Regions from separate parts of the Homo sapiens genome. Here regions 1 and 3 are each linked to region 2. The links are chromatin loops, found by intact Hi-C in ENCODE. Cell type or tissue: PC-9. All regions are shown on one strand.

Region 1 (8,000 bases), 420 kb before region 2:
AAAATAATTGGAAGTAAAACTACACCTAGGAAGCTGATACAAAATGGATGTAGGAAAAGCTTGAAAAAGGAAATGCCAAGTATACTGGGTCAGAAGCCAACCATGAGAAAAGAGTGGGTCTAATTTAGAGCATAACAGTTGCTGGGGGGTTAGCGAACCATCCAGTTATAAGCTGGGTCTCCTAAGATCAAGGCAGCCTAAGCTCTGCCTTCACATCCATGGCTCCTAGATCACCACACTCCATTTTAAACACTTTATTTGCTGAGGAAAAAATGAAAATTGGAAGGCATCCAGAGAAAACTAAAATGACCGTAGAAGGACAGTTTAAAAAAAATGTAAATGAATTAAAGATGGAAAATCTGTTTAAAGGACAACAAATGCAAAGAAGAAAGAATGTAGGAATGAAAGAATGTAGTGCACATTCAAATTTCTAACAAAAAGGATGAGAGCAGGCAGACAAAAAAACTAAACCCGGAGTGGTGGCACAGCCCAGTGGCGCAATGGCTCACACCTGTAATCCCAGCACTTTAGGACGCTGAGGCGGGAGGATCACTTGAGCCCCGGAGTTTGAGACCAGCCTGGGCAACAAAGCAAGACCCCATTCCTACAAAAAAACTTTTAAAAAATTATTCAGGAATGGTGTCACACACCTGTAGTCTCAGCTACTTGGGAGGTTGAGGCAGAAGGATTACTTGAGCCCAGGAGGTCAAGGTTTCAGTGAGCTATGATAGCACCATTTCACTCCAGCCTGGGTGACAGGTCAAGACCCCGTCTCAAAAAAAAACAACAACAAAAAAAGAATTAAACCTGGAGAAACCATAATGCAAAGACGTTCAGGGTCTTGGGCAAAACAAACCAAAAGACCAAGACGGTGTAAATCACAGGGAACATAGCAGAGCTTTATGAAGAAGAGAGGACTTACTGGCTGGGTATTTCTTTTTCTAAACTTCGTAAGTCAGGAATTGAGCTGAACACTGCAGAAAATGTCAGGAACACACAGACTTTCTTGTCTGTCAAATCTCTAAACTAGAGCAGTTTCTTCGGTTGTCAGCCTGTGCAGTTGCAGAGGACACTGTGCTTGGTTTAATATTCTGCTATTGCCATCTTGAAATTATTAAGAATTTATAAACACGGGGCCTGCACTGCATTTTCATTTTGCACTGGGCTCCACAAATCACATAGCTGATCCTGCACTAAATTCAGACTGTAAAGAATTCCACCACAGGCCAGGCGCAGTGGCTCATGCCTGTAATCCCAGCACTTTGGGAGGCCAAGACAGGCAGATCACTTGACGTTAGGAGTTCAAGACCAGCCTGGCCAACATGGTGAAACCCTGTCTCTACTAAAAATACAAAAAAATTAGCCAGGCGTGGTGGCAGGTGCCTATAATCCCAGCTACTGGGGAGGCTGAGGCAGGAGAATAGCTTAAACCCAGTAGACAGAGGTTCCAGTGAGCCGAGATCGCACCACTGCGATCTCCATCTCAAAAAAAAAAAAAAAAAAAAAAAAAAGAATTGCACCACTACCAGCAAAATGTCTCTTTTGTCCTACATCTGAAAACAAAACAAAACAAACAAAAACCAGACAAATTTGAGTAGAGAGTAAAGCAAGAACAAGGACAATCTATTCACCTCCTTTTCCTGCAAGACCCCCTTTCTGTCTCACCTGCTGACTGAGCTCCCCCTCATCATCCTTCCCCAGGACAGCAGCTGCAAAGTCAAGGAGAGTGGACCTTGACTGGACGAGCTGCATCATCAGAGTCCACTAAGCAATGGATTCCTCCACAAAGGTCACTATAAGTTAAGAAAAGCTTTCCCTGGTCAACTGACATCTCTAATCTTTCCAGGTTAAATCATTCTTCTTCATGAAGAATCCACAATCCACCTTTGAGGAGTAAACAGATGCATTTGCAAATAAGAGAAAGCCTAGGAAAATTAGAGGTTTCTTATCCCCAAGCAATTTTAATAAGGAGGAAACTGTAGGAAATACATATGTATATAAATACATTCCTAAAAGCTACTGTTTCTTTACTCATTTATTCAAAAAGCCTTCTGTCTGCCAGACACTGCTAGGCACTAAGGTTTCAAGGATGAAAAAGAGAGACATGGTCTCTACCCTCGTGGTGGTTACAGCCCAGTGGAATGCTGACTGTGAACCAGGAGTTATGCTAAGTGTTTCACAAACACGTGATCTCCTTTCAACCACTATAGGGTCAATGTTATCACCCTCATTTTCAGAGAGGAAGGAACTGAGAAAGAGGTTAAGTTTCCTTCCCAGGCCACACAGCTTTTAAGAATCAGAACTGAGATTCTAATCCAGTTCACCTGACTCCAAAGTCCATCTGGTGCCTGAAAATATTAGGGTAGGACTCCTTGAGGAAGCAAAACCAAAAACATTTTAGAGGGTCTGTTTGAGAAGACTGGATACATGCAGGAGGGATGTTGAAATGAAGGGATTAGAAAGAATATCCCAAAGAGAAGGGACTCTCTGAACAAAGACATCGTGGAAATAGCATGCTATAAAGAACCTACAAAGCAGGATTTGGGAACTATTAAAGATTTTTTACTAGGGAGGGTATAGATTTACATTTTTAAGAAGGTTATTCTAATGGCCTTGTGGAATGAGGACTCGAAAGAGACAAACCCAGAGTCTACGAGACCGGTGGGAAGTCTGTTGTGATCATGTGGACAAAACACAATTATGGGCTTAAGTAGAGCACAGACAGTAGGGATAGGGAGGAAGGGATGGATTTGAGAAATGTTTTAGCAGTTGGAAAGGGACAAATTGACTAGATAGAACATGGTCCCGGGTTAGGAATAGGAGACTGAATTAAGGACAGAGGTTAGTTCTTAAAACAAGCAGTTTACCTCGATGTGAGTCTTGAGGAAAAGCTAAAAGTTAGGGTGAGGTTGTAGGCAGTTCTGTAGAGACATCCAGAGAAACTCTCTGGATGGCTCTGTTATTCTCTCTAAAGGTAGGGTGACCAACTGTCCCAGTTTGCATGGGGCTGAGGGCTTTCCTGGGATAGCAGTTAGCTTATTGTCTGCTCAAGGAGATATCTGCCCTCCCCTGAACCATTCCAGCTCTTATTTTCTGGGCCATAAATTTGGGCACTTAACCATGTCTTCTTTCTTATTTTGCCATTGTGTGGTAACCTTGCTTCCCCACTTAGAGATAAGGTCCATGAGGGATGCACGTCTACATGATGAAAGCGTCTGGAGCTTAATAAATTCCTAGTGCTTCACGAGAAGATTCTTCCCAGAAGAGGCCTGAAGATAAGGTTACCTTGTGCAGACCTTCCTAAAAGTGGGATTGGAGAGCTCCCTTCTGAGGAAAATTCCTCAAATCCAAAAGAACCATCAGCCCCTCTCTAGAGCCAGCAGAAGGTCTTGTCTGGACCTCAGACTCTGCTTTCCCCCTTCTTTCTGCAAATAAAAAGATTAGCCACTCTCATAAATCCAGTGCTTACCAAGTGCTAGGCATCATTTTGTTCGATCATCACAGCAACTCTGTGAGATAAGTGTTATTCCCATTTTATCGAGGAGCTGACCAAGGCCCAGGAAAGGTAAATAACTTAGCCAAGCTCACACAACTTGTGAGCAGCAGAGCCAGATTCAAAGACAGGTCCTTCAATTCCAAAGTCCACAGTTTTCACCACTGTCTACACAGCCCTCTTAGCCTACTCATGGCCATTTCCTCCAGTTGCAGCTCCCAGTTGTTCTAGGTCTGATGCCACCATTTGCTCTCCCTCCAGTATCCCACACATACTCTATCCTCTCACTTTCCTTCTTTCTTTCAAATGGACCTCCTTCGCTTGAAGTACCCAACTGCCACCAGGTGTCCCTCCTCTCCTATTAGTGAACACCACTTTGCTGTAATTGCAAATCAGAGGCAATGCAGACAGCCTGGAAACTCTTCCAAGCTTAATTCAATTAAACAAATTCACGTTATTGAGCAATGTACTAACACGCTGGGGATGCCCAGACCAGAATCAAACAAAGGGAACAACACAAATACACGATTACAAGGCAAAATCTAAGAGGTTCAAATGAAGTTCTAGGCTCAAAAGAAGAGTGAATTGCATCAAGTTGGTGGGAAAACATTTATAAAATATTCCTTTGTGATTTTTACCAAGTAATATGGAAAGAACCTGGGTTTTCTAGCATCTCTACTGAAAGTTTTCTTTAAAAGGTCCCAGACTGAATGTCAAAGGCTGCCTCATGTCTTTCGTCAGTGTTTTTCTGAGTCTATAAAAAACTGTTTTTGAGCCTCTACATAAGTTTACAGTAATTCAGAAGCTGACCCTGACTTATGAATATTAAAGAAGTTTGCTAGGTTTGAGAAGGGGACACAGAGTAGAGTTCTAATTTAGTCTGATTCTGGCGATATTGAAAATCACTTTAGGGAATGACAAATTAGACATTTTTAGCATTGGAGAAGCCTTAATTGAATTATTAACTGGTTTTCAATTGTTTGGTCTGCTCCATTTGTTCATTAAACAATAAATGCTCTGTGGCAGCAGCACTGCACATTCAGAAGGAATGTTCCTAATGAAATAAGCCTGTTACAACTCATTACTTTGGGAATTCATGCATGAAAAATGAATCAAGTTTCAAAATTTAAAAGGGAATAGATGAGGCCAAGAAATGAAGAAGAATTAGGATCATGACTCTCTAAATTCAGGACTGCATTTCTCACAGATCATTTGTTCTTTAGCCACTTGGGAAGACATGAAATATCTCATGCCTGCCTCCATCTAAGAAGACTTCAAACACTGCCTGCCGCCTTGCAGGTGGGCTCTATATTTCATGCCATGGCTGCTGTCTCTGTTCTTATCCACCTTCACATCCTGCTCCCCACATTGCTGGCCAAAAAGCAAATGTCTACAGAAGAATTCCCAGCCATGTTAATGTTAATACTAATCTTGAAGGGGGAAAAAAAAGAGAAAATGAAGAAATGAAACAGAAGTAAATGCTTCCTTGAATTTCTTTCTGACCGATTATGTGACTTCTTTTGATTTCCCTTAAGTGGTGAGGGAAATTCAAGGGTAACACAAGTTTTGTCCAAATTGACTCATTTGCAAAGACAGAAAACTCAGCTAAATTTAAGACAAATTTTATTCTTTGCCGTTTTAGGAGTTGCACTATACTACATAACAGCCTATCTCTGCTCACTTTAACACTTGGTTTTGCTCCTCAGCTCCTGAGGAATAAATCAATCACTTGTCTCAGTTCATGGTGCATGACTGTCATTGGTTCCAATTGATTATTGAATATTTTAATATTGGTTGATTACATTTTTAATCCCACTAAATCTGAAGAGTAGAGTTGTTTCTAAGTCACTTATACGGCTAGATCAAATAAGGGACATCTGACCATCCCCAGAAGGGAATGTCAATCTTCTCCTATCACAGGGTCTAGAAAACGTCTTCAGAAGAAGACTCAAGACAGGAAGTTCCCACTCAAAATGATGGGACTTGGTGGATCCTGATGTAATTGATGTGGGTGGGATCAGGCAGGGGTGAGTCTAATGTGAGTCTAATGAGTCTAATTAGACTCATTAGGGGTGAGTCTAGGTGAGTCTAATGCCTAAGGGTCTCTCCCTTAGGCAGAGACCCGAGCAGCACTACTTTTCTCAACCAGATCTTCTCAGGCTCTCTTGGGGCAGTACGTAGAGCAAGCCCCTTGCCTGGGATCTCCTCGGGTCCCTCACCCTTCGGAGTTCCCAGGTGCTTGCTCAAACCTGCTATCAAAATAGCCCTCAACAGCCCCATAAACTGGAGCCTAAGCTCCGTGCAGTTGAGGAGGTCAAGACAAGTGGGACCGGAGGTACAGGAATGGGATGGAAATAAAGAGAAAATAAAAATGAGTGAAGGAGGAAGTGACAGGGATATGTTCTTCTGAACATATTTGGGGGTTCTTTGACAAGAGATTACTAGTGTTGCCTAAACATTCAAAATAATATCTACAGAATGGCCACCCTCTTTAATATACAATTTAAGTTCATTTAATTTTTTAGTGACCTGTAAACAACACAGAGACTGAAGGGCTTTGTGTCAACTCCCTTATTCTTACCAGCAGCAACACCCTCCCATGATACAGAAGAAAATGCTGAAAGTCAGGGGAATTAAGGAACATGATCAAGGCCACACTGTTACTCGTGCATAGAACCAGAATCAGAACCCAAGTTTATTCTGAATCCGTTATCTGTCCAGCCACCCAAACCGAGCACCAGAATCATCACAGCAGCACTTCATAACAGGAATTCCTAGTCCCACCCCATGCCTGCTAAGTCAGAATAGCCAAGGCCACAGTCCAAGAATCAGGGTCTTTCCAGCCTCTCAAGTGATACTCGGATGGGCACACTGAGGAACTGCTATTTCTGATTCATGATTACAGATCACTACTGGTTGCCTGTACATGGCTTATTTGCATGACCAGATCAGAAGCCTCTTTGAAGGGACCATGATTTCCCTGCCTCTGACACCCTTTGTAGTGTCCAGCACAGCATGGCACCACTGCTGGGCACAGTGTATATGCCTAGTACCCATTTATCAAATGGAATTTTCTTCTGTGTTGTTTTTTCATGTGCTTTTTAAAAAATCATTTTCATCCTCATAAAAAGTAGAATTACATTTCTGTAATGTTTTCCCTATGTAAAAAAAAAAAATTACTGATAAGTCATCTTCACCAAATAAGTGGCTGCACGGATTCCAGTAAGAACATTTTTATGTTTCCTTAAAAGAAAATACACTGCCTGACCACAGTTCTAAGGCTCTCTCTTCTTTTCACAGCTTCTTGGGGCCAAACTCATTCACAGAGGGGATAGATTACCAGTCTTTTCTGATGATCGATCTCTTTTGCTTATCCTTCTCTCCTGAATATAAATAGGGTCATTATGTTAAGCTGGAATAAAATTATTTTTATGCCCTGACTCAAGGAGAACTTGTTTCCATTAATTTTTTTTCTAAGCAATAAAAATTTGTTACAACATGATGGTTTGCACAATATACTCCAAGATACCTCAGTTAGTCCAAATGACATGCGCACCAAGATTCTCCCCTTTTCCCCAGGCTATTGTTACCCAGAACAAAACAGTTGTTTTGTGTTATTTTCATATCTCCTTGTTGCTTTGTTCTTGCTTTGGGGATTGGTGCCCATTGACAGAGTCCTGGCCAGATGACCCTGGTCTATTCCTGAGTGATAAGTTCCCTGTACCCCTTAGGTTGCAGCTCAGTGGCCTTACTAGAAGCCAGGGCCTCCTAGTTCCAGGTAGCTCCAAGATCCAACAGCCTCCAGGTGTCACAGCAGTGCACGGTATGCAGAGCTGGGCCAGGCCCACCTATAGGTGGTTACCAACACAGAACAATTTTGTGGGGCTATAAGAAAATTCTTCCAGGGTCCTCATGGCAGAATACAAAGTACATGACATTGCACCTGGAGTCAGAAGATATGTGTGATCCTCCCATAATGGCTGGCAACATCAGGAAGGGTGTGGAGATAAAGTCTGTTACTAGAACAATCATCTCTCTCTCAGCCTCTTGTGAACACAGCCAAAGTCCAAAGAATGGTGCAAAACTCTCTTTTATTTTCCTATCAGGACATGTCTTGGTTCGGCTGTCCCTTCTATTCCTTTTGCTTCTCCTGGGCCTTACCTTAGTGTCCCACTCCCTCCTCCCAGTGCACCCTGTGGGTCAAGCCCTTAGCCCAGGGCAGACAGACAGGTTCCTGGCTCCATCGCAGGTAGGTAAATGTGGATCCTTATGTTCTTCAGACTAGATCATTTGGAAAACAACAAACCCTCCTGCTTATACTGATCGCCTGTTATACCGTAACTTAACGAGTTATTTTGCTAAAAGACTCTCACCCCATCATCCTTGCTCAGAAGAGATCAGGGTGGCTATCATCTTAAACCATGCCACAAAAAATGTTTTGTCCTTAGTCTCACCAATAGAGGTTTAAATGTAGCCGGTTATTTCCACTATGCCACACCTACTACTT
Region 2 (8,000 bases):
AAAGCCGGTCACACGGGAAGTGCCTTGTAATGGTAGCATAACAATGGTAACAAGTCATGTCACTGTGATTTGGCATTAAATCTGGATATCTGTTACTTCACTCTGTACAAACATGAAGGGAGATTTTCTAAGAAAACAAGGATTTTCTTTCGTTTTCATTATGCATGTCTTGAAATTTCCTGCATTGCTCTATTTGTGGGAACTGAAACATTTTCTCAGCCCAAGCATCATGTGACTGTTTCTTATTGCTAGTCAGCAGCATGAAACCTCAGATGAAAGTATATTAACTGAGGGTCTGGTAGAACTGTTCAGCAAAGCTAAGCAGACTTTATTTAAAGAAAATGCTCATTCCCTTTTGCTGGACACACAACTTCTAAGATCCATGTATCATGCTGCTAAGTAGTGGCTTTGGGATGCTCTCTGTATAAATGAAATTTTCTAGTCAGCTGAAATTCAAACACTAAACATTCAAATATTTTAGTAGCTGCTGATATAAATTGTACTGAAATGTAATGGTTTTAAGCGGAAGCAATTTAAACATCTTTTCACTTTTTCTTTATGATTGCATCAGTCAGCTGTTGCTCCATAAAAATCAATTCCACAACTCAGTGGCTTAAACTAATTTTCATTCATTCTCACTCTCTGTGATAGAGATTGGCTGGGCATGTTCTGGGCCAGGCCTGACGGCATGACTCTACTTCATGCTGCAGGCCTGTCTGGGTTTAGGTCCTCACTGTGGATTAAGCTTAGGTCTGTTCCAGAAATGTTTATTTTGAGGGCCCAGTCTGAAGGAAGCAAACCAGCGAAGCTATTCCTATGGTCGTGGTAGGAGTACAAGAGTGTTAGCCCAACTGTGCAAGCGCACTTCAGCTGTCAACTGGAATCACATCTGATTCCATTCCGTTGGTCAAAGTAAGTCAATCACTAAGCCTAACAGCAGAGCAGGGAAGTATACTTATTCCATGAGGTGGTTAGGGAAAAGTGATTATTTGCCAAATACCAATCTAATTTACCGTACTAAACTAAGCCTTTGGTATGATCCTCTAACAAGGTTCCATACTATATGTAGTTATTATTCATATCTTTAATATCCCTGCCATCAGTTCTGACTTTTCATCTTGTTCATTCTGTGCCACGGAAAACCATGTCTTTTAAAAATTGTGTTCAGGTAAAGATAAATTCTACATGAAGATTTTAAGGCCTTCTGGGGAGTGAAGCTTTGTTTTCATAGCTATTTTGGATGTTTGGTGGCCTTTTATTTTATTTTATTTTATTTACCTTAATCATTTTGTTCCAAAAAGAATTAGAGATGTTGCCAGAAATTTGACTTCTGGGTATGAGGGGTTAAGCTCAACATGTAAAGATAAAAACTTCTAGGAAACAGAGGTTAATTCATTATGTTATAGTAACTGGGTCATACGTTATACTATTAATTCTATATTTTATATTCTAATCTTATATCTATAACCAACTCACAGAACAACTAGGGGAAAATTACCTAATCTCTAGGTACTTTTATGTAAAACCAATGGAGATGATAGATGTGAGAGCCTGAGGCAATTGTGATGGTATTCACATATCAAATAAAATTATTTTCAACTATGTTAAGATCATATTAATAAAAAATTCTACTGATTCCTAATTCATAATTAATCTGCCTAAACTACATTGAAATTTACTTTACCTTAGTGCAATTTATGGATAAAGGGATTATTTATAAAATTTATGTTGTGAACCCTCTGAAAAGAAGTACATTATTAAAATTAGAATATTTATTTGGGGCTACAATTAATGCTAATTATAATTAGTGCTAATTTCAAGTGTGCTTAATCTATTCAAAAAGTAGACCCAGTGGACTTTAAATTGACCATCTCCATAATACATTAAAAGTAATAAAGTGGTTTTTATTTAAATACATTCTAGAATAAATGATACTTTAATTTAAAATTTATTTCTAGCTAAGTCATATGGGTAGGATTTTACCAAGTTTAAAAAATTATATATTTTTCAGATACATGAATAGCACTACCAATCTCAGTTGTTTCTGATATAAAATGTCTCAGCAAGTACTGTGGTGATTAGTATTTCTCTCTCCTTTCTCTTTTTCTATATAGTAAACTATAAGCCTTAAATCGTTAAGTGTAATGTAATCTGAGGAGAGAGAGTGAGTTGACTACTATCCATAAATACCTCTACATCTCCTTTAGTCGAGGGTTTAATATTAACAATACATTCTCTGTAGGCTTTTCCGGTTTCTTACAGGAAGAGAAAAATAATTTTGTAGCGAACAACAATTACGAAATTTATTTGATTTGCTGGGAAATCCCAGCGTGCCTATGGGTTGCCAATCCTATTATCCCCCAGTAAAGGAGTAGGGAAGGTAGATTTTGTACCACAGCAACCACCCCCGCTATTTCTAGCCATTCTTCCTTTTTTTCTCTGGCTTTCCTGTGAAATTACCAACTTCCTACCTGGCTTGCTGCTAATTGTTCAGACCCACAAATGGGGGCATGGTGATGGCTGTTGTTTCCTCTACTGACATTACAATAATGTATGAGACTCTCAGGGTTAACTGTGTATTTGAGATTTCACTAAGCATGATTGCATTAACATAGATTTCCTCTCCAGTCATGACACAAATTTTTAAAAAGTTTTTCAGGTTCAATATTTCATTACTACTGTTCCCTCTGCATCTACCCTTCCTACCATTTACTATGTGTCTATTCCATGACAGGTGCGGAGCTAAGAACTCTACATGTATAATGTCATGTAATTCCCCACGCCTCTCCAGCGTAGGTACTCTGATGACATCCATTTGTCACATGAGTATTCTGAGGCTGGGAGAACCTTCAGTGACTTGCCCAATTTGTCACAGAGCTGGTAAGAGGCAGAGCAGGGCCCCAACCCAAGTCTGTCTCTGGACTCATGAGCACTAGGAGATCTTGCGCATTACTCTGTGATCTTCCTCTTTTGGTCTTCACATTTTATACTGTGATACCTTAGATAGTTTTCCCTCTTTTTATTCTTGAGCCCCAGATCCAATTTACCATCTTTCTTTTTGACCCCTTCAAGAGAACAGCTACAAATAAATTATTTAATTTAATCAGCATTTATTAAACATCAGCTGTGTGTGGAGTATTGACGGGCACTGGAACTACCAAGATTTGTTTATTTTTCTGTCTACAAAACATTTGAGATAACTGACAAAGTACGTAAAATAAGAAAGGGATAAAAATAAGTTGCAAGACCTTTAAGACATAGTGACTTTCCTCCTGGGATCTTTCTAGAAGAATCCCACTTGAGAGTGGTTCTTCATGTTCTTGTTTTGTCTCCTTGACCTGCTCTGTGGGACATAATGAGTGTTCATCTGCACTTTTCGTGTCAGGCTTCCCTCAAGGACTCTGTCCTCACCCTGAGTCTGGGATGAAAGCCACCCTGATTTGTGACTGTAATAACCAGCTTCTCCTAAAAAGTTGGTGGTGTTAGGGATATCTTCACATGGATTGTCTTGTTTCCATGTGAAATAGTGTCTTAGAGCCCTGAGAAGTAGCTGTCATGTGGAAACGGAGTCATGCTTGCCTGCATTCTGTGTGTCTCCTCCAAACCTCACTACTTCCTTGAATTGCCCACAGGATTCGCATTCCTGTCTGACTGCGGGTTCCTTCTTCCTGTTTCGATTCTTTTTTCATGGGCTTTTTGCACCACTACCCGCCTTCCTGTCTCAGTATTTTTGTTGCTGGCTCATCCTTCTTGTCTTCTCAGATGTCAGCCTCCTATCCGTGGCCTGTGGGCTACTTGGCGGACCCTCTAGAAATGTACCTCGACAGTTGTTCATGTCTTTTAACAATTTCTTTTATATTGTTGAGCAGATGGAACAATTATTTAAGTCTATTTTCATTCCTCATACCCCACAAATCTACACAAGTGTTTAGTGACATAAGTGTAAATATTATTGAAACATCAAAATATCTTGCTGTCTGCATCCAGTTGCTAGTTCACAGCATTCAGGTGACAGTGGCTGTATTTGTAGAGCCTGAGGAAAATGACATAAGATGTTTTCTTTGACAGTGGTTGTCTTACGTATTTGGATATACCCATTGTGTAAATATGCGTTGAACGAAGGAGCTGTGTCATCCACATCTAACAGAGGTGAAAACAAAAGTCTACCATAAGGTCTGTCTGCCTTTAGCCAAATGGGAAGTGATGTTTCTGCACATTGTCACAAGTGCGTAGCCAACCATAACCTCTTCTTGAGCAACTTAAGCTGGCACAGGAAATCTGAGACATGACTAAATGACGTGTCAGGAAAGAAGAATTTCTGAAATGTTGTTTAAACAAAAACTGGCAGATATGTAACATTTCTCTATCAATGCAAGAAATCATCCTACATGAAAAAGGAAGCTCAAAATTTTGTTTATGTAAAAACTTTTTTAAATTACTTGAGTTTTGTTAACATTTATCCTTTTACATAGGGTTGCTAAAGTTAGCGAATAAATTATAGGATACCCAGTTAAAATTTAATTTCAGGTAAACAACAAATAGATTTTTAGTATAAGTAGGTCCCATGAAATGTTTATGACATATATATACTAAAAACTCATTCATTATTTAATCTAAAATTTATATTTAGCTTGGCATCCTATATTTTGTCTGGCAACCCTCCTTTTAAGAAAATCTAATAATCCATATTTACCTGATAGGTAAATTAGAATACTGATTCTTTTTTGAATGAAAATAATGTATTTTTTTAAATTTTTCTAACTTTAGTTCCTCTAATAGAAATTAATTTAGATAACTAAGGAACCATAGGAATTTAAAAGCTGACCTATCAGAAATAACTTCAGCTATATTACATTAAAAATGAAGAGATGGAATCTGAAATAGGAAAGTAAGATTTATACCCATTATTCAGCCAAAATCTGTTTTTCTTTAACTTCTACCCATTGTTCCTAAGTCTGCCCTCTGGGGGCTGTAGAAAATAATGAAGATGATGTTATTAATGATAACCAGTGCTTGCTGTAACCAGTTATGTGCATTATTTTATTGGATTTAATTTGTTTACTCTTTATAACAGCATGTGAGGGAGGTGCTTTTCTGATTTCCATTCTACAAAATAAGAAACTAAAGCACAGAGTAGTTGATTAGCTTAACCATAACCACATCTCTTTGTCAACTCTTAAAGTACCAGAGCTTTCATAGTTTTAAAGTTCCCAATTCCTTCTACCATTTCTTTTAGTACAGGGTCTCTAGACCCTTTCCTGTCCTCATTCAACTCTCAGCTTGTTGTGGCTTGTCAGTGCCCTGAAATATGTTATGGCCAAAATTTAAAAGTATACTTCATAGATCATATAATTTACAAGTAGAGTACAGCAGGATTTTTAATGGCCTTGGTACTAAAGTTATATTGCCAATAGTGACCCATGGATTAGCTGAGTTTTGTTTCGTTCTAGTTTTTGAATGGGGAATGTACTTTTACATAATACAGTTGGCTCAGGTTGACCTTTTAGTCAGGTGAAACTTCCAGGTTCTTATCTGTACTAAATGCAGGTAAGCAAAGTCTCCCTCAATTTCCACATGCACAGTTTGCTTTTTTAAACAGATGTGCAGGAATTCACTTGTATTTGTATAACTTTTAGAAATTGTCTCATTTTACCTTATTCTTCCTGCCTGCTATCATTCTTACATATTTATTTTTGTTTGTTTGTGTGAGACAGAGTCTCGCTCTGTTGCCCAGGCTGAAGTGCAGTGGCACAATCTCAGCTCACTGCAATCTTTGCCCCCTAGGTTAAAACGATTCTCTTGCCTCAGTTTCCCGAGTAGCTGGGATTACAGGCGCATGCCACCATACCCGGCTAATTTTTTGTATTTTTAGTAGAGACGGAGTTTTGCCATGTTACCCAGACTGGTCTCGAACTCCTGGCCTCATGTGATCCACCTGCCTCGACCTCCCAAATTGCTAGGATTACAGGTGTGAGCCACCGCACCCGGCCGTATTTTATATTTCTTTATAATATATCAAAAAGGCAGTACTGGTCTATGTTTGGAGCAGAGACCCAGACTCTGCAGGAGATACGTGTATAAGTGAGTGAGCTCCCTCCTGTTTCTCATCTCCAGACGTTCCTATGCCTCTGCTTTCTTCCCAGTTGGCTTGAGTAGATGTCCAAGGGATTGACATCAGCATGTCTATATTGTTTGACCATTTCAGCTTTGGGGAAGAAGGTTGGAGCTGTGTTACAACATTTCTCTCCCTTAAACTCGACAAACTCTTAAATCACCTTCCTTTGATATTCCACAGTGATCCTGCCTAGTTAAATATTTTTTTTCCTAAATCGTCTCTCTATGTGCCATGCCTGTAGCTGTAGCTTTGGTAAAGTTTGTTTCCAAAATAATAAGACTTATAATACCTTGTTCTTGGTAATCAAGAGAGTTAATAATAGGAAAAAGTATTTACCTGGGGGAATTGTAAACCATTTGTATTTCATATAAAAAATGACAGCTCTAGTTGTCTTGGACGTAGCTGGGAGCAGAATGTATTGAGAGAAATGGGGTAGAGTGTAGTGAGACAAAAGAGGCTTCTTTGTGTTTGTTTTCAAGGAAAGCTCAGATTTAGATGTAAACTAATTAAGCATCTTCTAACATTTAAAAAAACATGAGAGATAAAATCTTATTCATGCACCTGATAGTTCTAAAATTTTATGAGAAATTTGATGAATTTATGTATATTGAATTGATTCATGTATCAGTATACCATTTAGTAGAGAACAATTTTCTGTATTTTCATCATTATCAATAATTAGTGTAATTAATATCTATGCCAATACATTTAATAAATATAATAGAATTTTACTCACTTAGGCTTGTATTTCTAATAAATACAAAACACAAAGTGATCAACACTTATTATTCTCTTTCTGGGACCGCTTTGATGTGTCTTAGCTACCTTTTATACATTAAATTTATTATATTTTTAGCAAACCTATTAACTGATAAGTTTACTGATTATAATTTTTATTAGAATGAATAACATTTTATAAAAATTTGAGAGCATTATTCAGAAAATTACAAGTGCTGTATTATCCAGTGCTTTCTAGCATCAACATTCAGCCTAGAATATTGCCATGATACTGTATTTAAATAACTGGCATGTTAAAAAACACACACACGCACATATTAATAAATCATAGGTGCTCTGTGAAGGTAATCTATTACACACTATGGTTTAAAACATGATTTTATAATGCATGATACCACAACTCACTTTGGAATGCGTATGAATGATGTATTAGTGACTTTTTCTAAATACGTATTCCATCACTCTTAAGCACACTGTAGAAATGATGCGTAATTTTGTTTTATAAATAATATATCTTTAAAAGACGTTAGTTTCTATAAATATTTAAAATATTTTTGTAGTATAAAAAGTATAAAATGAAAAATGTTCTAAATTGGGTTTCATTTTATATGATGTCTTTCCCATAGTAGTTAATGTAAATACTATTCTATTTTTGTCTTTAATGTTCAGAAGGAGCCCAGCTATGTTGTGTTTTTTGCTAGTATGATGTTGGGCTAACTTTTATAGCATTTTTCCTTTTTGGATAACTTAATTTACCACGTAATTGTCCATGCTGGGGTGGAGCAAAGATTTATCCAAAAGGTTACTTTTATTAGAAAAGTGTACTGCTTTAGGGTTTTGAATTTCTGACTACTGGCTGACAGTAACCTTATTTGCTGAGTATCAGTTGTCGTTCAGTTACTCTTTCCCTGTCTCATTGGCTTTTCTCTCCCTGTTTCCCATTTTGACTTTATACTGAATAAAATCAAACGTCTAAGTACTCTACTTACTATATACACCTTGCCATTTATATGTAACAAGTCTCTTGCAGGAAAGTGTTCAAATGATGCGATCTTTGTTTTATGCTATTGGAAAATATACTTGTCAACCTTAAGAAATAGTATATTCAGTCAACGCTTCATTAAATGTAGTATTCTTTCCTGAAAAA
Region 3 (8,000 bases), 110 kb before region 2:
CAGGACAGGAAGGTGGGTAGGTGGGTGGAAAGGGGTCTATAGAAGATGCCACTTCACCATTGAGAAGTGTACTGTGGTCTTCATAAGGACAGTGATTTTGTAGTTGCTTTGAAAGTATTGCAATAACAAAGCTTACTGGATAGTGTAGTTTTTCTGGCAGGGTATTGGTGACAGAGAAGGAGGTAGGGGGATAAGAGATGATTTCATCTGAATTGCCCTAAAACCGTGGTACATGGTATATAATAACTTACAACTGGGAACCTGGCTTGGAGCTGTACACATCAACTAGCCTTGAACGCAGATCTGAAAGTGGAATTGAACCCATACCTTTATTTTTAGCTCAGTCCTTCGCGTTGTAGAGAGGTTCGAGATCCAGGTTGCCTTAATCAGTGATCACATTTGCATCTCTATGGAAGCGGGAAGGCAACTAAATCTGGACAGGCATCTGTCACTTAGCAATGAACGAAAACATGGCTGTTTCTCAAGAAAACGGGAGAGTGAGGAAGAGGGGAGAGCATGACATTTACATGGGAGGCTTTTGGAAACTACTAACACATGTGTATTTGTTCTCCTCCCCCATTTGTGCCCCCTCGTGGGAGGGTGGTTGGTGAGAACCCTTCTGGATATGAAATTTGTAAGTTTTCCTGGTTGAATTTGCTAACAACTTATCTCCCAAGTTGTGAAACATTTTCCTAAACCAAGAAATTTGCTGTTTATTAGACTATCAATTGGACATTAACCAAAAATTTCTCCCTGAAGTCTTTAAGCAGAAACGTGGAGATTTGGTTCTATGTCTTATTTTTTTTTTTCTCCAAAATGGAATAATCTCATCCGTTGTTGGCAACCAGAAGTAGGCAGGTTTGGGAACGTGGGGATGCATGTACATAAGGCAACCGAAAATAGCCCCAACCGAGATCCTGGATGAAACATTATTCACTTTGTGGGGAGAGGAGAGAACCTGTTCTCCATTCTCCTCTGGTAGCCAAAGTTGGTTGAGGAGCTTGTAAAGCTGCCTTGATAACAGGCTCAGGGGTTAGCCAGGGTCTCAAAGAAATACGAAAACCCAAAACATCAACAGGCAGTTCTATAAAGAATGAAGAGAGAAGAAACCTCTGAGGTTTTCTCCAGTAGTCTGGATGAAAAACATTAAGATCTGAGGATTCCTAAAAAATTGCACACATAGTAAAGGTTTGCCCCTTCTCCAGTTTGTTTGCTAGTTTGTTTATTTTTTGAGATGGAGTCTCATTCTGTTGCCCAGGCTGGAGTGCAGTGGCACAATTTTGGCTCACTACAACCTCTGCTTCCCAGGTTCAGGTGATTCTCCTGTCTCAGCCTCCCGAGTAGCTGGGATTATAGGTGCCCACCACTGTGCCCAGCAAAGTTTTGTATTTTTAGTAGAGATGGGGTTTCACCATGTTGACCAGGCTGGTCTCGAACTCCTGACCTCAGGTGATCTGCCCACCTTGGCCTCCCAAAGGGATGGAATTACATGCGTGAGCCACTGCGCCCAGCCTCCAGTTTGTTTTTTTAGGAGAACTATATTTGTATTAATTGTATGTAAAATCTCCATTAATACTCTCATCCATAGTTATAGAAATTGATTCAGAAGACTAAATATTTATGTTCTTTGCCCCAGGTTAGGCAATATCATGTATACACTATGTAGAAATTATTGTAATGAGTTTTAAAATGGGAAAATACTTATCAGAGGTGAAGAATTGGCATACACATTACCTGTAATGTTCTTACAACCAATTATTATAATTGAGGAGATGGCTTATTTTTAATTTCATACTTTCTAGTAATTTCTTAAATTAGCATACATTTCTTTTATAATCAGAAAATCATTATGTAAGTTCTTCTATAAGCCAAACATTATTTCCTTTGTGAGGTTTCCTTTCAGGATTAGAGGTTGGACTGGTAGAAGTTGAGTCTGGACAGCCTGAATTTAGTTTGTCATTTATGTGCAGAAAGTACTGTGTTTCAAAATTTTAAAGTAGCTTTCCTTGTTATATGAGTTTGACTGCCTGTGATGTCACTGCTGTGTTCATTTTCCAGTATCCACAGTGAAGATGTGTTTTCATATAGCTGTGGGGTCTAAGCCTTTGAAAGGGAGCTCTAATTGCTCTTTTAATTTGTTGAAACAGCTTCAGATGAATTCACCTAAGGTAAAAATTCTGCTCTCTCCATGAAATGTTTGCTTAGAAGACTGATGTTGGTGTCACTGCTCACTTTTCCTTTGTTCTATAAACTCTGTCCTGTTGGACTATGGACCCAGGGATAATTTGTGCAGGACAGACCTTTCAACATAGAGAGTCAACAATTTGAAGAGGTTTTATTTAGCAATTACAGAATAATAGGAATAATTGCTTATTTATGGGTGCTATAAACTGAATGTTTGTATTCCTTCAAAATTCATATGTTGAAGCCCTAACTCCCAATATGGATATATATGGAGTAAGGAGGTTACTAAGATTAAATGAGGTCATAAGGGTGGGGCCCTGATCTGACAGGATTTGTGTCTTTATAAGAAGAGATCCTGGAGAGCTCACATGCTCTCTTCATAGGTAGCATGAGAAAGGGCCATGTGAGGGTGCAGCAAGAAGGTGGCAGTCTGCAAGCCAGGAAGAGAGTCCTCACCAGGAACTAGTCCTGCCAAACCTTGATTTGGGACTTCCATGCTTTAGAACACCGAGCCTGTGGTACTTTATATGGCAGCCCAAGCAGAAGGGTTAAAGACATTTTAGGGATTGTAGGAAGAGGGATATAAAAAAAGTAGAAGCAGGATCCTCAACCTCAGTGTAATCAATGTAGTTAGTGTTGGCTCTCTCTGTGATTTGAGATCTGACTCTGCAGGCCCACCTCTGGAGGCACAGACTTAATTGAGCTAGAATTTTTTTTTTTTTTTTTTAAGGCATGGTCTGGCTCTGTCGCTCAGGCTGGAATGCAGTGGTGTGATCATGGCTCACTGCAGCCTTGATCTCTCAGGCTGAAGTGATCCTCCTGCCTCAGCCTTCTCAGTAGTTGGGACTATAGGCATGCACCACCACACCTGGCTATTTTTATTTTCATTTTTTGTAGAAACAGGGTCTCACTATTTTGCTCAGGCTGGTCTTGAACTCCTGGGCTCAAGTGATCCTCCTGCCTTAGCCTCTCAAAGTGCTAGGATTACAAGTATAAACGACTGCACCCATTTGAGTTAGATTTTTTGATGGTAGATATCGACTAGTAACTCCAGGTATCTGTTTATTTGAATAATGGCATTTTTGCAAAGTTGCTCACATTGTCTTGAGTTGTCACATCACTTTGGGTGCCTTCAAAGCAACCAAAAGAGGTAGAGTCTTCAGATGCTTCATTTCTTTTTGCTACAGTTTTTTATAAAAACCTAGGGTGACAGGTTTAATCATATAGGTTAGCATTTTTAAAAAGTAGATGGAAGTTTTATTATATGAAACTTTGGTTGGGGCATTGGGTTAGGAGTACTTTGTTTTTGAAAGTCCTGGCTGTTGAATATCAGGTCCCTGAAGAGAATGAAGCAATATTTGGAGGAATTTCTTTTCTTTTTCTACTATCCTTAAGTATGTGTTTCCTGAGAGTAGCTAGTACCTTCCTCTAAAGATTTACTTGTTGCATTTTTTTTTCTTAGTGACAAGCATAAGGGCATATTTTACGACATGTTGGTAGAAAAACTTCTGTTGGATGATTATTTATGGTATATGCCTATGATGTATAAGGCAATATGCTAGCTTGATAAGCATCCAAAGAGATATAGAACTGGATGACTGGACAAGTGAAGGAGCTAGAAATGTTTCATAGTTTTATCTCATTTACTTTGAACAACATTTCTTCAAGATAGATGTTACCCTGATTTTGTTTTTAAATACACAGTAAGGGAGTACATAAAGTATCACAGATAAATCAGTGTGAAAGTTAAGACAGATATTTCCCCTTCAAGCTTTAAAATGAAGATAAGGACTTGGGATGGTGATGATATTATTCACTTGTGCACCTGAAGAAACAGCCCTGAGGAGGAAAGAGTGTCTCATATCCTGGAAGACTCAGAACTTCTACAAAAGAATAGAAGTTTCATATTGAGATACTTCCCATAGGAGTGAGTCACCGGCTGCTAAGATCGCCCAAGATAAACAGCTGAGTGGAATCACATTTTAAATATCTGGAAAACCTTCTTCCTCTTCCTTTTGGGTAATTTCCACCTCCTCCCCCTCCCCTCCCCCTTGTCCCCTCTTATTCCTGTCACCTGACCGATGTTAAGTATCTTGGAAAATGGTTTATCTTTTTTTGTGTGTGATTCCTTCTAAGACTGGGCAGAGGAAGAAAGATGGATTTAGGATCGATTCTTCTCCTTCAAGAGATTTTGGGAAGGATAAATAGAAACTATAGTATATAATTATATATAAATGCACACTATATATATACACACACACAAGCACAAACACTGTATATATACTATATTTAAATTATACTATGTTTAAGTTATATACTATATAATATATAATATTTAAGTATACTTATATATAATTATAATATATATTATATAAGTATATATAGTATGTAATGTTATATAGTATATAATTTAAACATATCCATATTTAAATTACAGAAAAATAAGAGTGGGCAGGCAGAGGAAAACCCAGCTTTAGGATGAATGCTTACCAAGGGCTGGGCCTGTGTGATTGGCCCTGTGCACATACTCCAGCCTTACAGCAGACCTAGAGAGGGCCAGTAATTTGTTGCAGGGGACCCACCTGTGAAGGGCTGAGATTCAGGCACTCATCTGTCCCAGCCTGAAGCATGTGGTCCCTTCATGGTATCACACCTTTGTACATACGACTTAGGGCCAGAATCTGGAGGCACAGCCCCAGGCTTTGGGGTTCTATGGGCAGTGCTGAAGAAATTGCTCACTATACTTTATTTTTTAAATAAGATACTAGTGTTAATACCAGTATTATGTGAAATAAGTCCCCACGTTGTCTTTTTACTCTAGCATTGGTCTGTGGTAGTGATGGTCAGTCAGTATGCTGACTGCTGGTGGGTGGGGGTGTGGGGCACAGTGGTGACAGAGGAGCCACTAGGTGCCTCAGGAGATGGGGATGGGTACTAGAGGGGTGGGGAGAAATAGGGAAATGGGAGCCAAGGACCAAACAGTGCTGAGTGACGTGAAGGGAATAAATGTGTGCGTCTTTGAGTGAGGATGGACCAGAAGCAGGGAGGAACCCTGGAGTGAAAATAAAATTCATGGCTGGCGTGATGGCTCACACTTGTCCCAGCTACTTGGGAGGCGGAGGCAGGAGGGTTGCTTGAGCCCTGGAGTTTGAGGCTGCAGTGAGCTGTGATCCCACCTGTGACTAGCTACTGCACTCTAGCCTGGGCAACATAATGAGGCCCTGCCTCAAACAAATAAACTAAACAAAACAAGAAACCTGCAGTAACAGGGATGCCTAGAAGGTAGGGGGCTAGAAAAAAGGGAGGATTCCCATTCATTGGAGGAGCAAGAGAAACCCTGAGCTCTGAGGCTTGTGGTTCTGATACTGGAAGCCCTTGCTCTGCTGGGACCTGGGGCTTCACATTCTGCTTCATCTATGCTCAGAGAAGCCCTGTCCTACCTGTCCAAGGAGTTGGTATGCTCCTTGGTGTGCTTAATAGGTACCTCTTTGGTCTGAATTACTGCTGTAGTCTTCTAATCTTTCTCCTTTTCTGCATTCTCCTTTCTCTAGTACATGCTTTGGACTTAAGCCACAAGTGACCTTTTTCATAAAGCAAATTTGTTGATGTAGTTCACTTGTAAAAAACAAAATCTTTAATTTTTTTTTTTTGTTTTTGCAGTCAGGATAGAGTTCAAAGTCATTTTATGGTACACAAGTTCCCTCCTAAATCGGCCCCTGTCTGCAATCTCATCCCGTGCTGGGCAATTCTTTCTCTCATACGCTGTCCTCCATCCTATGGAACCACTGGCTCCTCAGAGATGCCAGGCTACTTGAGGACTGTTGCCTCTGCAACTGCTGAAATGCTTCCTGGGCTGACCATCCACCTCCTGCTTCTTTACCTGGAAAACCTAACTGCAATGTCTGTTCTTTGAGAGTGTCTGTCTCTTTCTACTCCTCCTGGTAGAGTACTGCTCTACCTCTGTTCCTGCTCTGTGCCCTGCAGCTGCCTCTCTCAGGGCCTTTGCTGCTGCTGTTTTGAAACTGTCCGACTTTGCTACAGTGTAGGGAAGCCCTTGAGGCCAGAGATGCTGTGTGGTTCAGCTTTGATTTCTCTAGAGGGTAACACAGAGCTAACCTGTAGTAAGTTCAGTAAGTGTTGAATCAATGAATGAATGGGTTCCTTGGATGAGGGAGAAAGCCCAAAGCTCAGCGTGTTGTAGTTATTTGTTACATTTATATACAAGGTTGTCCAGGATGTATAATCCAGGCTTTGTTGAGTGGATGAGGGTATCCTGACTGGGGCCTGGCAACCCCCCGACATCCACAGAGGAAAACAAGTGTTTGTGAGAGAAGTGATAGAATTTGTCAAAAGTATATGAAATTAGTTACATAAAATCTGAAACATACATTGTGGTTCTGTTTGTCCTGTGACTATGTAAAATTGCCATTGAAAAAACCCAGAAAGCCGGGTGTGGTGACTCATGCCCGTAATCCCAGCACTTTGAGAGGCTGAAGCGGGTGGATTGCTTGCGCCCAGGAGTTTGAGACCAGTCTGGGCAATATAGAGACCCTATCTCAAAAAAAAAAAAAAAAAAAAACAAAACCCAGACAGAGAATAAAAACAAGAAGGCTAGGCTGCTATGTCATGAAGAAACCTACCACCAACCGCTGAATTTCAGTGAAGATAGGACTGTATTATTTTTATTGTATCCTCTGCTCTTAGTATAACATTTGCTACATAATAAATTGTAACATATAGTGAAAATGTACATGTTATTTGAGTCAGTGTGTGTAGGTATAAATTTTTAATAGGGTATTTACACCTGAAGTCTTTACAACACCATGTGACTGCTAGACTCCGTTTAAATGCCAGAAGATACTCAGATACATCTGCTTGTCATATCCTCTGGCCACCATGTAATGGTCAGTTGTAGAAAATCTTCGGTCAGTACTGGATCTTAGGCATTTTTACTGCTTCCTGCAAGTTTGGGGTGCTTTTCCAACCTTTTAGTGATTGCATTTTGTAACAAAAATTTCCCACCACAGTTTTTTTTTTTTCCAGAATAAGAGTATCTTGAGATAGCAAGGCAAGCTGTTATCAAAAGACAGAAACAAAACTCCTACCAAATATGCAATTAGCCATTGGTGAGAAACAGCATTTTCACTCCACAGCATAACCAACACAAAATATAGAAATATATGGCATGCTGAAGAAATAGACTACAATTGTTATTTATAGCTTCCCATTCCAAATTTTTGTTTTCATTAGAATAGGCTTATTCACTAGAACATTGTGTTGGCAGTGATCTGTCACACACTTGTATGGTATGCTCTGCATATGGTGGCTGGATTTTGGGATGTCTCAGCTGGGAAGAAGGATACCCTCTTTCTCATTTGCAGTGGTGTGACATGGGCTACCAGGAACCCTCGTCATTGTTCTTACTGACTTGATACTGAGAAAATATAAATTCAGAAAGATAAAATAAGTTTAGTAGGATAAAATGCTGCTTTTATATGATGAGGGTGTATATGAGCATTTATTTGAACAACAACAACACCCTTTACTGTGAAAACCAAGGTTTGAAAACCACTGACTTAAAATGAGGCTGGAGTATTGCATGTAAATTCTGTTACAACAAGGTTTGAAGTTACTACCTAGATTTTCCTAATGAGCTGACATGCTTCTACTTTAAGTGGTGGTAGGGAAATCTTCTGGGTTGGGGGGTATGAATTGTCATGGAATTATTGCGTGTTCCAGACACGTATGCCATGCAGCACAGTTTGCACCACTGATGTAATAAAGCTCTTCATATCTGAAAAACATTTGTTTGATAT

The links. A loop is a pair of places that touch in the nucleus more often than their neighbours do. Peaks named below come from ENCODE experiments on the same cell type or tissue, not always from the same donor. Only the 100,000 strongest peaks of a DNase experiment are listed, where the experiment ranks them.
Region 1: it touches region 2 in a loop (3-fold over the local background); 3 of 110 quality-filtered maps call a loop at or near these places.
Region 3: it touches region 2 in a loop (2.7-fold over the local background); 30 of 110 quality-filtered maps call a loop at or near these places.

The regions. Positions count from the first base shown.
Region 1 is chr7:112,491,876-112,499,875 of GRCh38, reverse strand. No RefSeq gene overlaps it. Among named protein-coding and RNA genes, the nearest start is that of LSMEM1, 15 kb to the right of the region's middle. RefSeq lists a silencer at 2,951-3,164. In PC-9, a CTCF peak has its summit at 3,842 (motif pointing right); a DNase peak (open chromatin) is centred at 3,835.
Region 2 is chr7:112,076,834-112,084,833 of GRCh38, reverse strand. All of the region lies in intron 1 of DOCK4 (dedicator of cytokinesis 4), which reads left to right. Among named protein-coding and RNA genes, the nearest start is that of DOCK4, 130 kb to the left of the region's middle. RefSeq lists enhancers at 246-345, 4,270-4,319. In PC-9, no CTCF peak of the experiment used is centred here; a DNase peak (open chromatin) is centred at 4,273.
Region 3 is chr7:112,188,510-112,196,509 of GRCh38, reverse strand. The region is part of intron 1 of DOCK4 (dedicator of cytokinesis 4); the gene reads left to right. Among named protein-coding and RNA genes, the nearest start is that of DOCK4, 14 kb to the left of the region's middle. In PC-9, no CTCF peak of the experiment used is centred here; a DNase peak (open chromatin) is centred at 4,059; H3K27ac peaks cover 906 bases.